2 separate regions of the Homo sapiens genome follow, and region 2 is linked to region 1. Evidence: chromatin loops called from intact Hi-C (ENCODE). Cell type or tissue: PC-9. All regions are shown on one strand. Links, peaks and the distances in the headings refer to the core of each region. The heading gives the core; the rest is flanking DNA. Region 1 overlaps KCNN1 (potassium calcium-activated channel subfamily N member 1). Region 2 holds the start of SLC5A5 (solute carrier family 5 member 5).

Region 1 (8,319 bases), core at 202-8,201:
ATACGGCGTTGACGCCCACGCTGCGACCCTCCAACCAGTGGGTGGCCGCCCCGCCGCGCGCCTTCACCTCGAGCGCTCGCACCCGCAGCGGCGCCGCCGCCTCCAGCAGCACCCGGCCGCACAGCCGCTCCCCGCCGCGGTAGGCGCCGCCCGGGCCCCGCGCCAGCTCCAGCGCGAAGCTGCGCACGCCCCCAGAGCGCATGGCGCGCGGCTGGGGACACGGTTTGGACACGCGGAGAGAAGGCACACGGCCCGGGCGCGCCTGCAGATCCCCGGGGTTTCCGCGTTCCCCCGTCGCGTCCCCCAAGCTTCCTCCGGGCCCCCCCGGCGAACTTGGGCCGGCGCCGGTGGCCCAGGGCGGGCGCGTCGTCGGCGAACTTCCTGGTCCTCTGCATCCGCCCCCGTGACGCACGCGGGCCGCCGGGGACTGGCCGCCCGCGTGCCCGCACTGTTGACTTTGCCATCCTCGGAGATGGGCGGGCCCTGTTTTTGTAGGGTCGGCGCTGTTGAATCAGAAGCAGGCAGGGGCGGAGGTGGCTGGGGAGGCACCGAGGCGGCCGCAGATCTCAGCCCTATGGTCTCATTCGCCCCTCACTACCCCTGCCCCCCCCGCCGCCCAGAACCCGGCACCGCCTCAGTCTCCCCGTCATTGTCACTTCATGGCTGTCCCTCAAACAAAATCCACCTCGAGTAGCTCTCTTCGCCTCCGCACTGGGCCGTTCCGCTACCAGATCCGTTCTCCCACCCATCCCGCCCACGCCCAAATGCCACTTCCTCAGAGTCCCCTTGCCACCTCTGGCCTTGTTTACTTTTCTCTGTTTTTTCTTTCTTTCCTTCCTTCCTTCCTTCCCTCCTTCCTCTCTTTCTTTTTTTCTCTTTCTTTCTTGCCTTGTTTACTTTTCTCTTTCTCTCTCTCTTTTTTTAAGACAGAGTCTCGCTCTGTCGCCCAGGCCGGGGCACAGTAGCGTGATCCTGGCTCACTGCAATCTCCACCTCCCTGGTTCTAGCAATTCTCCTGCCTCAGTCTCCTGAGTACCTGGGACGACAGGAGTCGTCCACGCCCAGCTAATTTTTGTATTTTTAGTAGAGATAGGGTTTCACCATGTTGGCCGGCTGGTCTCCAACTCCTGACCTCAGGTGATCCTCCCACCTCAGCCTCCCGAAGTACTGGGATTACAGGCGTGAGCCACCACGCCCGGCCTGTTCATAACTTTATGGCTTTGGTGTTTTTTTTTTTTTTTTTTTAAGTACTATGGGTTTACTGTGCCTCTGCCATCAGACCTGGGAGCTACCACTGGCACAGAAGGTACACCCACGGATGTTCCTTAACCAAACCCTGGGTTCTCACCCTGAAGGACAGCCCCTTTCCTTCTCAGGCCTTAGTTTCCCCAGCCAGACAACAGGGTAGAAAGGATGAGTCCTGCCAAAGACTCCAGTGTGATCCCTCAGGCGGGAAGGAGCATTTATTGAGCACCTACCAGTTGCCTGGCCCTTTTTAGGGAGTTCTGGTTAAATAGACTGTCACCCCATTTTACAGATGAAACAACCAAGGCCCCAGAGGGGCAGCCACTGCTCAGAGTCACCCAGCAGTGGCAGAGTCAGGACTCGAACCCGGGTCTGACCAGCACCTCCTCATACCCTTCTCGTGCGTGGGCCCAAGCTGGTCATTCATGCACCAGCCACGGCCTAGTTATCTCGTTGAGCCAGGCGATGGATGGCCTTATCAGAGGCTGCCAGGACCTGGGGCTCCTCGGCTATGCACAGCGTCGTCTCCCCAGGAGCCAGGCCTCCTCGCCCCACCCAGGGCTCAGCATCTGCCAAGTAAATGCCTGTTGCTCCCAGCACCCAAGCCCATGGCCTCCAGGGACCTTTCTGATTCTACTTGTGTCTGGAACCCTCCCCTGTAGCCCACCCCTGAAGGGTCTCTCTGACCCCTGGATGTCACCAAATAACCCCTCCTCCTGACGTCCCCATGGCTCCTCCATGGAGTCCCTTCCACCAAGTCCAGGTTTTTTCTCACTGCAACCTCCACCTCCTGGGTTCAAGCGATTATCCTGCCTCAGCCTCCCAAGTAGCTGGGATTACAGGCGTGCACCACCACACCCAGCTAATTTTTATATTTTTAGTAGAGACAGGGTTTCACCATGTTGCCCAGGCTGGTCTTGAACTCCTGACCTCAGGTGATCCGCCCGCTTTACCCTCCCAAAGTGCTGGGATTACAGGTGTGAGCCACTGTGCCCAGCCAGTCCGGTTCTTTACTTTGGCCTAGGGGATTTCCAGTTTGAATGCACCATCCTTCCTCGCAGTGTGGTCCCAGGTAGGTAGATTCACCTCTCTGGGCCTCAGTTTCCCCCCCATCCCACCATGGTCAAGTTCTGATGAGGAATCAGTGTGGTAATTGACATCATCACATTCTCTGTAGACAGCAGGTGCTCAATACAAATCTCACAAAAACCCAAATGACCTTCCTCACCCAGGTCACCTCCCCCATGGGCCCCGCTGGGGCCTGGCACACAGTGGGTGTCCATCAACGCGGTTGGTTGAAGGGGAGCGATGCTTCTGGCCAGGGCTGGGCCATGCTGTCTGAGGGATCTCAGCGCCAGGTGGGGCTGGTACAGGTGTCCCTAGAGAGTTGTCCCTCACTGAGCTCCAGCCCAGAGGGAGAGAGGGCTTCTAGGCTAGGATTCTAGGCTAGGCCGGTGATGGGAACAGGTTTTTCTGATTCCCACATTCATCTTGGTACCCAGGGCTGGAGGTCTACCTCCTGGGACATCACCAGTGCCTTCCAGCCATGCACACAGGCAGCCACTAGGCGGGTCCTGCTTTATTCAGAACCAGCACGGACCCCTCCCCGGGCTGCTCCATGCCCACCGGGGGCCTGGGGAGAGTCGGGGGACCAGGTGACCAGAGGAAGCTCCGGGCTCCCCTGCCCTCACCCATGGTCCAGCCCTGCCCTCTGCCTGGGCAGTCTGGGCGGGGCAGGCCTCAGTCCACTCAGCCTGACTCAGCGTTGGCTTCTTGAACTCCAAGAGGCGCCACTGTACAAGGCTTCCCGGAGGTGGCGGCCACACGATGGCCAAGATTTAGGGGTCTGGTGGCGGGCAGGGCCGTCACCCGCAGTCCGAGGGGGCCACGGGCGTCCACCGGCAGGGGGAGCTCCGGGCTGCCTGGTCTTGGGGGCCGGGGCCGGGCCTGGGAGGCAGGGGAGGCGGGGGTGGGCGTATGGCTTGGGCGATGAGGCCAGGCAGGGCCTGTAGAGAGGCACCCAGCGCATCCAAGCGGCTTTCCAGGGTGGCCAGGCGGGCCTCCAGCTCCTCGTGCTGAGCGTGCAGCTCCGATACAAGGTCGTACATGACGGTCTGGGTCTGCGGGAGACAGAGAGGGGCAGGAGAGAGGCGCCGCTGAGTGAGAGAGGAAAGGACGATACCACGACACCAATGACAGAGAGGGACAGCCCACACGCTCCAGGTGGGTGCCAGCCACTAATGGGGCCCGTGTGAGGGGTGGCTGGGAGGATACCCCCAGCCCCAGAGGTCCCTTGCTGGGCCCAGGGAAGGATTGGAGAGTGGATGAGGGGAGAGACTGGTCTTTTCTTTCTCTCTTTTTTTTTTTTTTCTTTGAGACAGAGACTCCCTCCGTCACCTATGCTGGAGTGCAGTGGCCCAATCTCGGCTCATTACAACCTCCTCTTTCCGGGAGGCGCCCAGCCTAAAAGACAGGTCTTAAATGCCAAGCTCAGCTGGTTGTGGTGGCTCACGCCTGTAATCCCAGCACTTTGGGAGGCCGAGGCAGGCGAATCGCCTGAGGTCAGGAGTTTGAGACCAGCCTGGCCAACATGGTGAAACTTTGTCTCCACTAAAAATACAAAAATTAGCCGGATGTGGTAGCGGGCACCTGTAATCCCCGCTACTCGGGGGGGATGAGGCAGGAGAATCACTTGAACCCAGGAGGTGGAGGTTTCAGTGCGCCTGAGTGACAAGAGGGAAAATCCGTCTCAAGAAAAAGAAAGCAAGCAAGCCAAGCTCAGGGCTGGCAGGCCTGGGAAAGGCCTAGTGAGGTTCTGGGGTGGGGGGACATGCCCAGAGCTGCCCTGGGGGTCTAGTGGCCACAGGGCACACATAGCCACAGGCAGTGCTCAAGTGGTACCCACAGACCTGGGGGATGTTTGGGGCTGACGTTGCTCCAGGCTGGGGAACAGCAGGAGCGTGGGGACATGGCTGCCTAGGAAGAAGAGGAGGGGGGACCCTGTTCAGTCGTGAACTGCCACCCCTCCCATTAGGCTGGGGAGGGGACAGGGGTCTAATGACGAAGGTGACTGCCCTGAGAATCTGACGCAATCACAGACTGGGAACACGACAGCCACAATTACTGTTACAGCAGCCAGTGGGGCATCCCTACCACCTCAACTGCCCGGTTCTGGCACTGTCCCCCTATGGGCAGGGGAGGCCGGCCAGGCAGGGACAGTCCTGGGTGCAGACACCACTCTGGCCACCAGGTGGCACTAGAACATCACTCCACGGCTCTGAGCGCAGCTGGGTCAGGACACCGGTTTGCCACCCCGCGGCGGCCTCCGTGGGAGGATGGAGGCAGTGGTGGAAGGAAGACAGGACAGGACGAGGTGCCCACCCCAGCTCCTCTGTCCTCTCACACCCAGCCTCTTCCTCCCAGCTTCCTCCACTGTGCCCCCTACCCTTTTCCCTCCATCAGTGCAAGGCAGACCCCACTCCGAGTGCAAACACCTTGTGGGGGCCTCCCCTCCTAGCACCACTGACCTTACCCTGGCCTCTCTCAGGCACCACAGTCCCTAGAGCCAGAGGGTGACATCTGGAGGCCAGAGCAGTGTCCAGCCTTCAGGTGGTTCTTTTTAGTCTTTTCTGAGGTTTAAAATTTTTATTTTTATTTTTATTTTTGAGACGAAGTCTCGCTCTTGTTGTCTAGGCTGGAGTGCAGAGGCATGATCTCGGCTCACTGCAACCTCCACCTCCTGGGTTCAAGCGACTCTCCTGCCTCAGCCTCCCAAGTAGCTGAGATTACAGGTGCCCGCTACCACACCCGGCTAATTTTTGTATTTTTAGTGGAGACAAAGTTTCACCATGTTGGCCAGGCTGGTCTTGAACTCCTGGCCTCAGGTGATCCGCCCACCTTTGCCTCCCAAGGTGCTGGGATTACAGGGATGAGCCACTACACCCAGGCTTAAAATTTTATTTTTTAGAGACAGAGTCTTGCTCTGTCTCCCAGACTGGAGTGCAGTGGTACAGTCACAGCTGACTGCAGCTTTTACCTCCCAGGCTCAAGTGATCCTCCCACCTCAGCCTCCTGCTAATTTTTCTATTTTTTTTTTTTTTTTTTTGTAGCAATGGAGTTTTGCCATGTTGCCCAGGCTGGTCTTGAATTCCTGAGCTCAAGTGATCCCCCCTCCTCAACTTCCCAAAGTGCTAGGATTACAGGCATGAGCCACTGCATCTGGCCTGATTTTCTTAATATTTTCCTTTCTCTACCATACCTTACTGTAAGAATACAGTATATATACACAAAATATATGTGAATCAACTGTTTATCAGTAAGGCTTTTGGTCAATGGTAGGCTATCAGTAGTTAAATTTGGGGTGAGGGGGCGTCAAAACTTATATGAGGCCGGGCACAGTGGCTTATGCCTGTAATCCCAGCACTTTGGGAGGCCAAGGCAGGTGGATTACTTGAAGTCAGGAGTTCGAGACCAGCCTGGCCAACATGGTGAAACCCCATCTCTACTAAAAATACAAAAAGTAGCTAGGCGTGGCGGCATACACCTGTAATCCTAGCTACTCAGGAGGCTGAGGCAGGAGAATACCTTAAACCTAGGAGATGGAGGCTGCAGTGAGCTGAGATCGCACCTCTGCACTCCAGCCTGGGCAACAGAGTGAGACTCTGTCTCAAAAAGAAAAAAAGAAGTTATATGGGAATATTTGACTTTTAAGGGGTCAGCACCCCATAACCCCCATGTTCGAGAGTTAACTGTATATCTTCAGGGGTCTAGAATATGTTTTTCTCTCTGTAAGATTCTTTTCTGGGTGCGGTGGCTCACGCCTGTAATCCCAGCACTTTGGGAGGCCAAGGCGGGAGGATCACTTGAGCTCAGGAGTTTGAGACCAGCCTGGGCAACATGGTGAAACCCCATCTCTACAAAAAATACAAAAATTAGCAGGACCTGGTGGTGTGCGCCTGTAGTCCCAGCTACTCAAGAGGATGAGTTGGGGGGATTGCTTGAGCCTGGGGAGGTTGAGGCTGCGGTGAGCCATGATTTTGCCACTGCACTCCAGCCTGTACCACAGAGCAAGACCCTGTCTCAGAAAAAAAAAAAAAAGAAGATTCCCTTCCAAATTAAATTTCTTGTAGGTTAATATTAAGCTAGATTGCATTCTCTTCCTAGTGATGGAGGAAGTGAGTCCAAAATGCACTGGGGACAAGAAATAAAATAGAATGGGACTTAACATTTTCTAAAGATAACATGAAATTAGCCTCAAGCTGACTGATAGATCAGGGGATGTAGCCACTGAGCAAAAGCTATTTTCTGAAACTATGTCATTGGTCAGAAGGGAATTCAAATCAGTGTTGCAAAGATCTCAAGCACTTGATTAATTGCAACTGGTCCAGTGACACATCTTCCAGTGGAAGAATTCAAAAAGTGGGAAATGGGCTGGGCACGGTGGCCCACGCCTGTAATCCCAACACTTTGGGAGGCTGAGGGGGGTGGATCACTTAAGGTCAGGAGTTCGAGACCAGGCTGGCCAACATGGCGAAACCCCGTCTCTACTAAAAGTACAAAAATTAGCCGGGCATGCTGGTGCATGCCTGTAATCCCAGCTACTCTGGAGGCTGAAGCACGAGAATTGCTTGAACCCGGGAGGCGGAAGTTGCAGTGAGCTGAGATCACGCCACTGCACTCCAGCCTGGGTGACAGAGCAAGACTCTGTCTCAAAAAATAAATAAATAAAGCTAAAAAAAAAAGTGGGAGATGACTTGATATTCGAATCAACACACAGATCCATGTATAACACAAACTGATTTCTTTCTTGCTTTTTTTTTTTTTTTGAGACAGGGTCTCGCTCTGTTGCCCAGGCTAGAGTGCAGCAGAGTGATCATACCTCACAGCAGCCTTGACCTCCTGGGCTCAAGTGATTCTCCCGCCTCAGCCTCCCTAATAGCTGGGACTACAGGCACTCACCACCATGCCTGGTTAATTTTTTTATTCTTTTTGTACAGATGGGGTCTCTCTGTGCTGCCCAGGCTGGTCTCAACCTCTTGGGCTCAAGTGATCTGCCTGCCTCAGCCTCCCAAAGTACAGGGATTATAGGCATGACCCATTGAACCCAGCTGGCCCCAATTTCTCTTGCAATCAATTTAAATTTCCTGACAGATGTTTAATTGCTATACAAATTATACAAAGCTTTCTCCCAAGGCTATCATTTGAATTTATACCCATAGCAAAGGAATTTTTTCTCTTCCATTTCAGATCTTGAATTGAGGTGGTATGCCTAAATCTAGAAATACCTCTTCACCCATTTAGCCCCCTAATTGTGTACTCTTTTTAAATTTTTAAATTATTTTTAAAATTATTATCATTTTTTTGAGACAGGGTGTCACTCTGTCACCCAGGCTGGACTGCAGTGGTGCCATCTCGGCTCACTGCAGCCTCAACCCCCCAAGTTCAAGCGATTCTCCTCCCTCAGCCCCCAAGTAGCTGGGATTAAAGGCGCCCGCCACCACGCCTGGCTAATTGTTGTATTTTTTTTGTAGAGACGGGATTTCACCATGTTGCCCAGGCTGGTCTCAAACTCCTGAGCTCAAGCGATCCGCCCGCCACTGCACTCAGCCCACAGCGGGTCCTTGTGCCCTCCTCCGGCAGGAGCTGAGCCCCATCCCATCTGCTCCGGGGCCCCACCTGCCCTGTCTGGCCCACCCTGCCCCAACCCACTCACCTTGGCTAGGTCGGTAAGCGTGTTAGCCTGGTCGTTCAGCTTCCCTTGCTCGATCTTCACACTCCGGAGCCTGTGGGGACACGGGGTTGGGGGAGGGGGTTAGGCAGGTTCCCGTGGAGGCTGCAGTGGGGGCAGGGACTTTCATGCACCCACCCGGGGTCACCTATGGGACATGCATCAGAGGATGAGGTGGGAGTTGGGAGGCCGATTCCCTGTAGTCTATTCCCTCCCAGTACACAGCCGGTGCGCCAGGGCCAGAAGTCAGCCTGGCCACCGCCCACACCACCCATTGGCTGGTCCTGTCTCCGGCCCAACTCAGGACTGCCCCAGGAAGTTGGATCCCAGACCAAGGTGAAGCCTGC
Region 2 (8,319 bases), core at 26-8,025, 130 kb after region 1:
ACAGACGTGAGCCACCGCGCCCGGCCGCCATTACTATTATTATCACTACGATGATAATATCGCCATCAAGGTCAGACCTGAGCCAGCCAAAGGTAGCCCTCCCTGGGACCTCAGCCAGCCCCAGGATGAAGCAGGAGCTCACTTCCTGCTGGACTGGAAGCCAGAAGAGGTGGAAGCCTGGATCCAGCCATGCCTGAAGCTACCATACCTCTAGATTCTCAGCAATAAGCTTTTCAGATCATTTTTCACTATAAAGATGAGGACACTGGGTCCCAGCTGGGACAGAGGCTTCCTCAGGAGAAAGGGGCAAGCCCAGAGTCTCCCCACAAGAGACACAGTGGGCCCGATCCCCCGTATGGAGTGAGTTCCCAGGGCCACTCACCACAGCCGTGTAGAAGGTGCAGATAATTCCGGTGGACAGGAGCGACGCCCAGATGTCCAGCCCGGTCACTATGCAAAAAGAGGTCCCCCTGTTAGGCCCCTGGGCGGGGCGCAAACTTAGTCTTGGGTTCTCCTCTCCCTCCCTTTCTCTTCCCAGACATGCTTCCCTAATCTCCCAGAGTCACACCTTGGTTCAGGATGAGGGCCGGTGCGTAGATTACGATGCCGGTGTACAGCATCTGTAGACAGAGTGTGGGGCGGGTGAGCAGGGAGGGCGTCTGGGCGAGTTGGGGATGGGGAGAGGAGGCAGAAGGGTGGTCCCAGAATATGGGCGGGGCAGATAGGCCGGGTCTTCCAGAGTGCAGGCGGGGTCAGGCCGGCTGTGGTGTGGGAGGGGACTGATGGGGGCGGGGTCAGAACGGGAGCATGGGGGGCGGGGTCTGGGCGGGGTCTTGAATGGTGGGGGCCGGGCTAGTGAAGGCTGACGCTCTCGGGGCCCTGAGCGGAGGGCGGGGCCGAGGCCACTCACCGTGGCTACAATGTACTGCAAAGTCCCGCAGAGCCGCACTGCGCGGCTGAAGCGCATCTCCAGGTACTGCAAGGAGGGACTCGAGGTCACCTGGACAGTCCTTACCCAGGAGCCGAGGCCTCTCGGGTCCCTGGTCTGCTCTCTAGGTGGGCCCCTCCCTCCGGAAGCCAACCGCGCCCGCCAGATTCTTGCACGTGGGGGCCCCGCCGCACGCACACACCCGTGCACAGGTGCCATCCCGTGCCTGTGCGTACCCCGTGGACCTGGAGGACTGGTCCATGCGTGTGCACGCGCCCTCCCACTTGCGCCTGACGGGCGCGGGCTCCTGGAGCAGCCACCGCTCAGCAGACACCGACGTGGCCCGCAAGCGCACAGTGTAGACAGTGCCCCGGGCCAATGGTGTTGGCCGCCTAGGATATACCTGTCACGATTTTTTTGGGGGGGAGGGGGGACGGAGTCTCGCTCTGTCGCCCAGGCTAGGGTGCACTGGCACGATCTCGGCTCACTGCAACCTCCGCCTCCCAGGTTCAAGCAATTCTTCTGCCTCAGCCTCCTGAGTAGCTGGGATTACAGGCGCGCGCGACCATGCCCGGCTAATTTTTGTATTTTTAGTAAAGACGGGGTTTCACCATGTTAGCCAGGCTGGTCTTGAACTCCTGACCTCGTGATCCACCCACCTCGGCCTCCCAAAGTGCTGGGATTACAGGCGTGAGCCACTGCGCCCTGCCACAATATTTTTTTTTCCTTTGAGACAAGAGTCTCGCTCTGTCGCCCAGGCTGGAGTGCAGTGACGCGATATCGGCTCACTGCAACCTCCCGGGTTCAAGCAATTCTCCTGTCTTAGCCTCCCAAGTAGCTGGGATTACAGGTGCCCACCACCACATCCGGCTAATTTTTGTATTTTTAGTAGAGACGGGGTTTCGCCATGTTGGCCAGGCTGGTCTTGAACTCCTGACCTCAGGTGATCTGCATGCTTTGGCCTCCCAAAGTGCTGGGATTACAGGCGTGAGCCACCGCACCGGGCCCCGGTCACGATTTTAATCGCTTTACCCTCTCCCCTGGAGGGAGGTCCTGTAATTCGCCCATTGGACAGCTGGGAAACCCAAACAGAGAGGCACGCCCCTTGCCCAAGATACAAGAAAGCAGTGAAGCCAGGTTTCGAACCCCGGAGCCGTCAGCAGTCCCCTCTAGCGCGCACACGTGGGTCTGCACGCCCGGGCAGGTGGGGGGCAGGTGTGTGTCCACCCGTGAGGACACACCTGGTCGAGCCGGGCCCCGCCCCGCGCGCGCTTCCACCGAAGGAGCAGGACGCCAGGCTCTCTCTTCCTCCTTCCTGCCCCTCGCCGGGCGCCTGGGGCCTCTTCCTAGAACCCTCCCCACGTGTCTGCCTAGGGGCCCCTTCCGTTAAAGCACCGAGGTGCCATCCGCGTCCTCCTGTACAGCGGCCCAAAGCCCCAGCGCCTCCCCCACACGGGGTCCCAGCACTGCCAGTGGGGCAGGTCCTACCCCCGGGCCTCTGTCCGGTACCTCGTAGGTGCTGGTGAGGCCCAGGCGGTAGAAGACGGGCATGAAGAGCAGGGCGGTGAGGACCGAGTTCAGAAGCTGGCCCAGGCACATCCAGAGGAACTTGAGGCCATAGCGATAGGCCTCCGACGGCACGCCCAGCACCTGCACGGCCGACATGAAGCTGGCAGACAGCGACAGGCCCACGGGCAGGGCCGCCAGGCGCCGGCCCCCGGTGAAGAAGTCCTCAGCGCTGCGCTGCCCGCCCCGAGCCAGCCCGACCCACAGCCCGATGCCAGTGGACACCAGGAGCATGAGGGCAAAGACCCCGTAGTCCCAGGCTCCGAAGGTGGGCCGTTCCCCGGTCTCCACGGCCTCCATGAGGGCGGGTGCGGAGGCCCAGCGCGTCCTCGGACGCCCTGCGTGCTCAAGCGGGGGAAGCTGGCAGGGGCCGAGGAGGCAGGACGGGGAGGGCGGGTGGGAGGATGCTCGGCAGCCTGTCCCCGCTCCGTCTGGGGTGGGAAGCGGCGAGAGGGGCCGGGGCTCCCTGGGTTAGGAATCTATGGGCTGTCGATGTCCGTGTCGGCCTCCCTGTCCCCGCTGTCTGTCTCTGCGTCCGCCCCTGCTGTCTGTCTGTCCTGCCACCTCCCCTCTCACTCTGGGTTCCGCTGTCCCATGCAGCCGGCTGTCTGTCCCTCTCCCTGGGCGCTGTGCTCAGCGCTGACAGCTGGAGGTCGCCTTGGGGCTTACGGGAGCAGCTCGTGATTGTGGGTTGCAGATTTATTGGGCTCCCGGGTCACCGCGACTCCGCCTCCAGACCTAGGGGCGGGCAGGACCCGCACCCTTTCAGCCCTGGACTGGGACAGACAGGCCAGGACAGGCTATCTGGGTGGCTGCAGGGGGTGGTATCGGGGAGGGCTCCCAAATGCCCCTCCATCCCCATGCACCCACCCATCCCCATGCACTGTGATCCCCTGATCACAGCTGTCACTGTCTGCTGTTGACAGGTGGGGAAATTGAGGCTCAGAGAGGGCATGTCACTATCCAAGCCTGCACAGCCTGCTTCAGCACTCAAAGCCGTATTGTGCTTGAATACCTTGAGCTATGGGGAGCTCACTTTCATGCAGGACTGGGGTTCACTTTCAGGGTTTCAGGGGACCCATAAAGAAAACTTACCTGGCTTTACCACCCCCAAACTGGCATGTGGGCCTACCCCCTTTCTCTAGAGCCTTAGGGGGTGGGCATCACTGAACCCCGCTCTTGGGCTAAGCTGGGTGGGAGACATTCAGAGCTCAAGTTCTGAGTGGGTACATACTTGGGGAAGACTTTGCTCCTCCCTGGGCCTTAGTTTCCCCATCTGTAACAAGGATAAAATAGACCCTGCCTCAGAGGAATAAATGGGACGTGGTAACGAAAGCCTGGTACATGATAAGTGCCTCATTCATTTATTCCTTTATTCATTTGTCACTTCATTCATTCATTCATTGGTTCCTTTGCAGATATGCACTGAGAGTTGGCCCTGTGCCAGGCATAAATGGCTCACTGAGGTGGTGCGAGGGGCCTTTAAGGTTATGAACCCGAATAAGCGGAGACCATGACCACCAGGGAGGTAGAGTCTGGCTTGTCCCTATCATATAGATGAGGAAACCAAGGTTGGGTGTGGGAGAAAGTCTACTGGGGGGGTCACGCTTCCATGAGGACCAACGAGCTGTCATCTCAGGGCCCTTCTCTGGGGGACCCAGGAGGACTTTGACCTCTGGAGGTTCTGGTCTCTGGGTTCAAGTCTCAGCTCAGCCTCCAACTTTCTGGGCAATCACGCATCTCAAACTTGGTTCCCTTCTCCATAAGCTGGTGGAATCTGAAATCCTGGGGGTTGAAAGAAACAGCGTCAGAGGCCGGGCATGATGGCTTATGCCTGTAATCCCAGCACTTTGGGAGGCTGAAGTGGGAGGATCATTTGAGTCCCAGAATTCGAGACTACCCTGAGCAACATAGTGAGATCTTGTCTGTATGAAAAATACAAATATTAGCGAGGCGTGGTGGCACATGCCTGTAATCCCAGCTACTCAGGAGGCTGAAGTGGGAGGATCGCTTGAGCGTGGAAGTTCGAGGCTGCAATGAGCTGTGGTCGAGAACTGCACAGCACTCCAGCCTGGGCAGCACAGCAAGACCCCGTCTCCAAAAAAAAAAAAAAAAAAAAAAAAAGGGCTTTTGAGCGCTTCTCGCCAGCCTCTGCTGCTCCCTGGTGGCCTCCTCTGGCCTACCCTCTGCCCTGGCCGCTCCAGCTGGGTCCAGCGTTTCTCAACGCGTCCCCACGTAACCCCCGGACAGTCCTCTTGCTCCCTCTCTGCTGTGCAGGGTGGACCTGTCCCTCCCCCGGGGCTGTGACACTGCGGCGGCTACGCGGGCACCTGTTGCCGGCTGGAGCGTACCTCCTGCCCTCGCCAGGAGAGTGGGTTAGGCACCTAGTTCTTTCTCCTTCCACCCTGGTCAGGCATCCTCCTGGAAACCCCGTTGGAAAAGGGGAGATCCGGCCGGGTGCGGTGTCTCACTCCTGTAATCCCAGCACTTTGGGGGGCCGAGGCGGACGGGTCTCTTGAGATCCGTTCAAGACCAGTCTGGCCAACATGGTGAAACCCCGTCTCTACTAAAAATACAAGAATTAGCCGGGCGTGGTGGCGGCCGCCTGTAATCCCAGCTACTTGGGAGGCTGAGGCGGGAGAATCGCTTGAGCCCGGGAGGTGGAGGTTGCAGTGAGCCGAGATCGCGCCACTTCACTCCAGCCTGGGCGACAGAGAGAGATTCCGTCTCAAAAAATAAATAAATAAACAAATAAATAAATAAAAATCAAGGCTGGGCGCGGTGGCTCACGCCTGTAATCCTAGCACTTTGGGGGGCCGACGCGGGCGGATCACGAGGTCAGGAAATCGAGACCATCCAGGCCAACGTGGTGAAACCCCGTCTCTACTAAAAATACAAAAATTAGCCGGGCGTGATGGCACGCGCCTGTAGTCCCAGCTACTCGGGAGACTGAGGCAGGAGAATCGCTTGAACCCGGGAGGCGGAGGTTGCAGTGAGCCGAGATCGTGCCACTGCACTCCAGCCTGGCGACAGAGCGAGACTGTCTCAATCAATCAATCAATCAATCAATGGGAGATCCGAGCGGGATCCCCTACTTGCAAAGCCCTGCCGACCAATGTAAACATATGCAAATTGTGCAAATACATGTAAATGGACCCCTTCTCTCCAGGGAAGTTCTGGGAAGGCATAGCTTCTCTTCTTCCCACCGTGGGGTCCAGGCTGCGGCCAGAGGCCTGGGCTGAGGCCGGTTCATTGAGTGCATACTGTGTGCAGGGCCCTCCGGCAGGTGCTGGGGACACAGCATGATCCAGGTGGACCCACCCCAGGGTGGTGATGGCCCTGACCTCACCAGCAGATAAATACTGATTTCAGCTGGGCACTGTGGCTCACACTTATAATCCCAGCACTTTGGGAGGCTGAGGTGGGAGGATCGCCAGAGCCCGGGAGGTCAAGGCTGCAGTGAGCAGTGATCACACCAGTGAATTCCAGCCTGGATACAGGTTGAGCAGAGACAGACAATCACGGGGTATCTTCTGGGCCTCCGGAAGGGGTGTGGATTTTGTTCTGAGGGTGCTGGGGAACTGTAGGAGAGTTTGGAGCAGGTGAGGAGTCTGATGAGATTTCTAGATTCTGAAAAATGGGTCATATCCAAGTGGCGGGAGTGGGGTGGCTGCCGAGTGGGGGGAGGGGGGTGGATTTGGAAAGCACTTTGGAATTCCTAAGGAGGCCTGGAGTGAAGGCCCCTGCAGAGTGTGCAGGACCATCTCCTGCCCTAGCGGAGGGAATTGTGAGCCTGGAGAGGAAAAGCAGCAGAGTGGGGAGAATCAGGTCACACCTTCCTTGACTGTGATTCCAATGACAGAAGCGGGCAGCAGGACCCCAGGATGTGAGTTAGGAAGGGCCCAAGGCCGCGGCAGACAATGTGAGCAGAATGTGCAGGAATGGGAGAGTGGTGGCAGTGTCGGGGCGCTGTCCCCTGCCCCTTGGTTCCCTGGGAGATGCAGCAGGGGTTGGGGTGAGAAGTTGTGAGCTGCTGTGACTGCAGCACGACCTGCTGGGTGGCCCTGGACATCAATTCCCCTTCTGTGAGCTAGGAGTGACAGTGGGATTTGAACCCACGCCATGGGGAGCCAGAATCTGTCCTTGAACTTCAACTCTGCACTCAACAAGTGCAAAAAGGCCAGTTTCGGTGGCTCATGCCTGTAATCTCAGCACTTTGGGAGGCCAAGCCAGGAAGATGGCTGGAGGCTAGGAGTTGGAGACCAGCCTGAACAATATAGTGAGACCCCAACTCTACAATTTTGTTTGTTTGTTTGTTTGTTGTATTTTTAGTAGAGAAGGGGTTTCACCATGTTGGCCAGGCTGGTCTCGAACTCCTGACCTCACATGATCCACCCACCTCTGCCTCCCAAAGTGCTAGGACTACAGGTGTGAGCCACCATGCCCAGCCAAAAATTTTTAAAAGTTAGCCGAGTTTGGTGGTGTGCACCTGTGGTCCCAGCTACTTAGGAGGCTGAAGCAGAAGGATTGGTTGAGCTGGGGAGGTTGAGGCTGCAGTGAGCGGTGATTGCGCCACTGCACTTTAGCCTGGGCGACAGAAGAAGACCCTGTCTCTAAAAAAATAAATAAATGCAAACTATTCTTCCTTGTTGCTGCTGCTGTCTGTAAGATTCCACAATTCGACTGGGCACGGTGCTCACGCTTGTAATCCCAACACTTTTGGAGGCCCAGGCAGGTGGATCATCTGAAGTCAGGAGTTCAAGCCCACCCTGGCCAACATGAAGAAACCCCGTGTCTACTAAAAACACAAAAAACTAGCCAGGCATGGTGGCAGGCATGTGTAATCCCAGCTACTCGGGAGGCTGAAGCAGGAGAATCGCTTGAACCCAAGAGGCAGAGGTTGCAGTAAGCTAAGATCATGCCATTGCACTCCAACCTGGGCAGCAAGAGTGAAACTCCATCTCAAAAAAAAAAAAAAAAAAAAAAAGATTCCATAATTCTAAGTCCTGAGACTCAACTGTGAGTCTCAGATTCTGTGATTCTCATATAGTCTCTCTTGGTTGCAGGAACTGGGGCTGGGGTCTCTTGGGGTCCCTACTCGTCTGTCCTGCTTTGGCACTGCCTTTGTCCCCACTGGTTCTGACTCAGGAGCAGAAGTGCAGGGCGGGTCAGGGAGGGGAGGCTTTGAATGTCGCTCCCCCAGGGATCACGGCCCTACTGAGGTGACACCTGGCACCTTGACAAGCCCAGGAACGAGACCCAGGAGCGCCTCAGCACCTGAGGAGGTGGGAGGAGTTCCTGGATTCCTGCCCTTGCTTATCCTTGGGTTAACTGGGTGAGCCCGGGTAGGACCTGTCCTGCTCCAGACCCCAGCGGACATCCAGGTTCTCGCTGGCCAGCCTCTGCCTTATTGGCCCCACTCACAGCCACGTGAAAGGATCCATTTCTGCCCAGACCCAGGGCTTTTGCTCTGGTTGGTCTTGTACCTTCTCTCAACAGCCAGGGGCAGTTCTTTTTGTTTGCTTATTTTTTCTATTTGTTTTTCTGAGACAGGGGCTCGCTCTGTTGCCCAGGCTGGAGTGCAGTGGAGAGGTTACGGCTCACTGCAACTTCAACCTTCTGGGCTCAAGTGATCCTCCTGCCTCAGACTCCCAAGTAGCTGGGACTATGGGCACACCACCACCACGCCCAGCCTCTGCATGGGGTTGTGACTGTTCCTCTCCCTCCTGAGAAAGAACCAGGGTCTGTCTATTCCTTCAATCACCCACACCGGAATTAACGCAGGCCCCTGCACAAAGTAGGGACTCAAGGACAATTGAGGCTGC

The links. A loop is a pair of places that touch in the nucleus more often than their neighbours do. Peaks named below come from ENCODE experiments on the same cell type or tissue, not always from the same donor. Only the 100,000 strongest peaks of a DNase experiment are listed, where the experiment ranks them.
Region 2: it touches region 1 in a loop (8-fold over the local background); 57 of 110 quality-filtered maps call a loop at or near these places.

What each region holds. Positions count from the first base shown.
Region 1 is chr19:17,993,198-18,001,516 of GRCh38, reverse strand. KCNN1 (potassium calcium-activated channel subfamily N member 1) reads right to left here. Exons shown (of 10, transcript NM_001386974.1): 9 at 7,958-8,027; 10 at 1,432-3,365. The coding sequence ends at 3,111. It also overlaps a transcript of ARRDC2 not described here. Among named protein-coding and RNA genes, the nearest start is that of ARRDC2, 11 kb to the left of the region's middle. RefSeq lists silencers at 50-489, 4,366-4,615 and an enhancer at 4,230-4,731. In PC-9, for the core only: CTCF peaks have their summits at 2,855, 3,054 (motif pointing right), 4,289 and 4,488 (motif pointing right); DNase peaks (open chromatin) are centred at 436, 2,906, 3,686, 4,486 and 2 weaker places; H3K4me3 peaks cover 2,793 bases; H3K27ac peaks cover 3,301 bases.
Region 2 is chr19:17,866,795-17,875,113 of GRCh38, reverse strand. SLC5A5 (solute carrier family 5 member 5) reads right to left here and starts at 3,169. Exons shown (of 15, transcript NM_000453.3): 1 at 2,438-3,169; 2 at 911-976; 3 at 569-620; 4 at 383-450. The coding sequence starts at 2,794. RefSeq lists a silencer at 705-834 and enhancers at 627-1,399, 5,047-5,700, 5,701-6,354. In PC-9, for the core only: CTCF peaks have their summits at 4,445 and 4,673 (motif pointing left); DNase peaks (open chromatin) are centred at 938, 4,693, 7,531 and 7,671; H3K4me3 peaks cover 793 bases; H3K27me3 peaks cover 426 bases.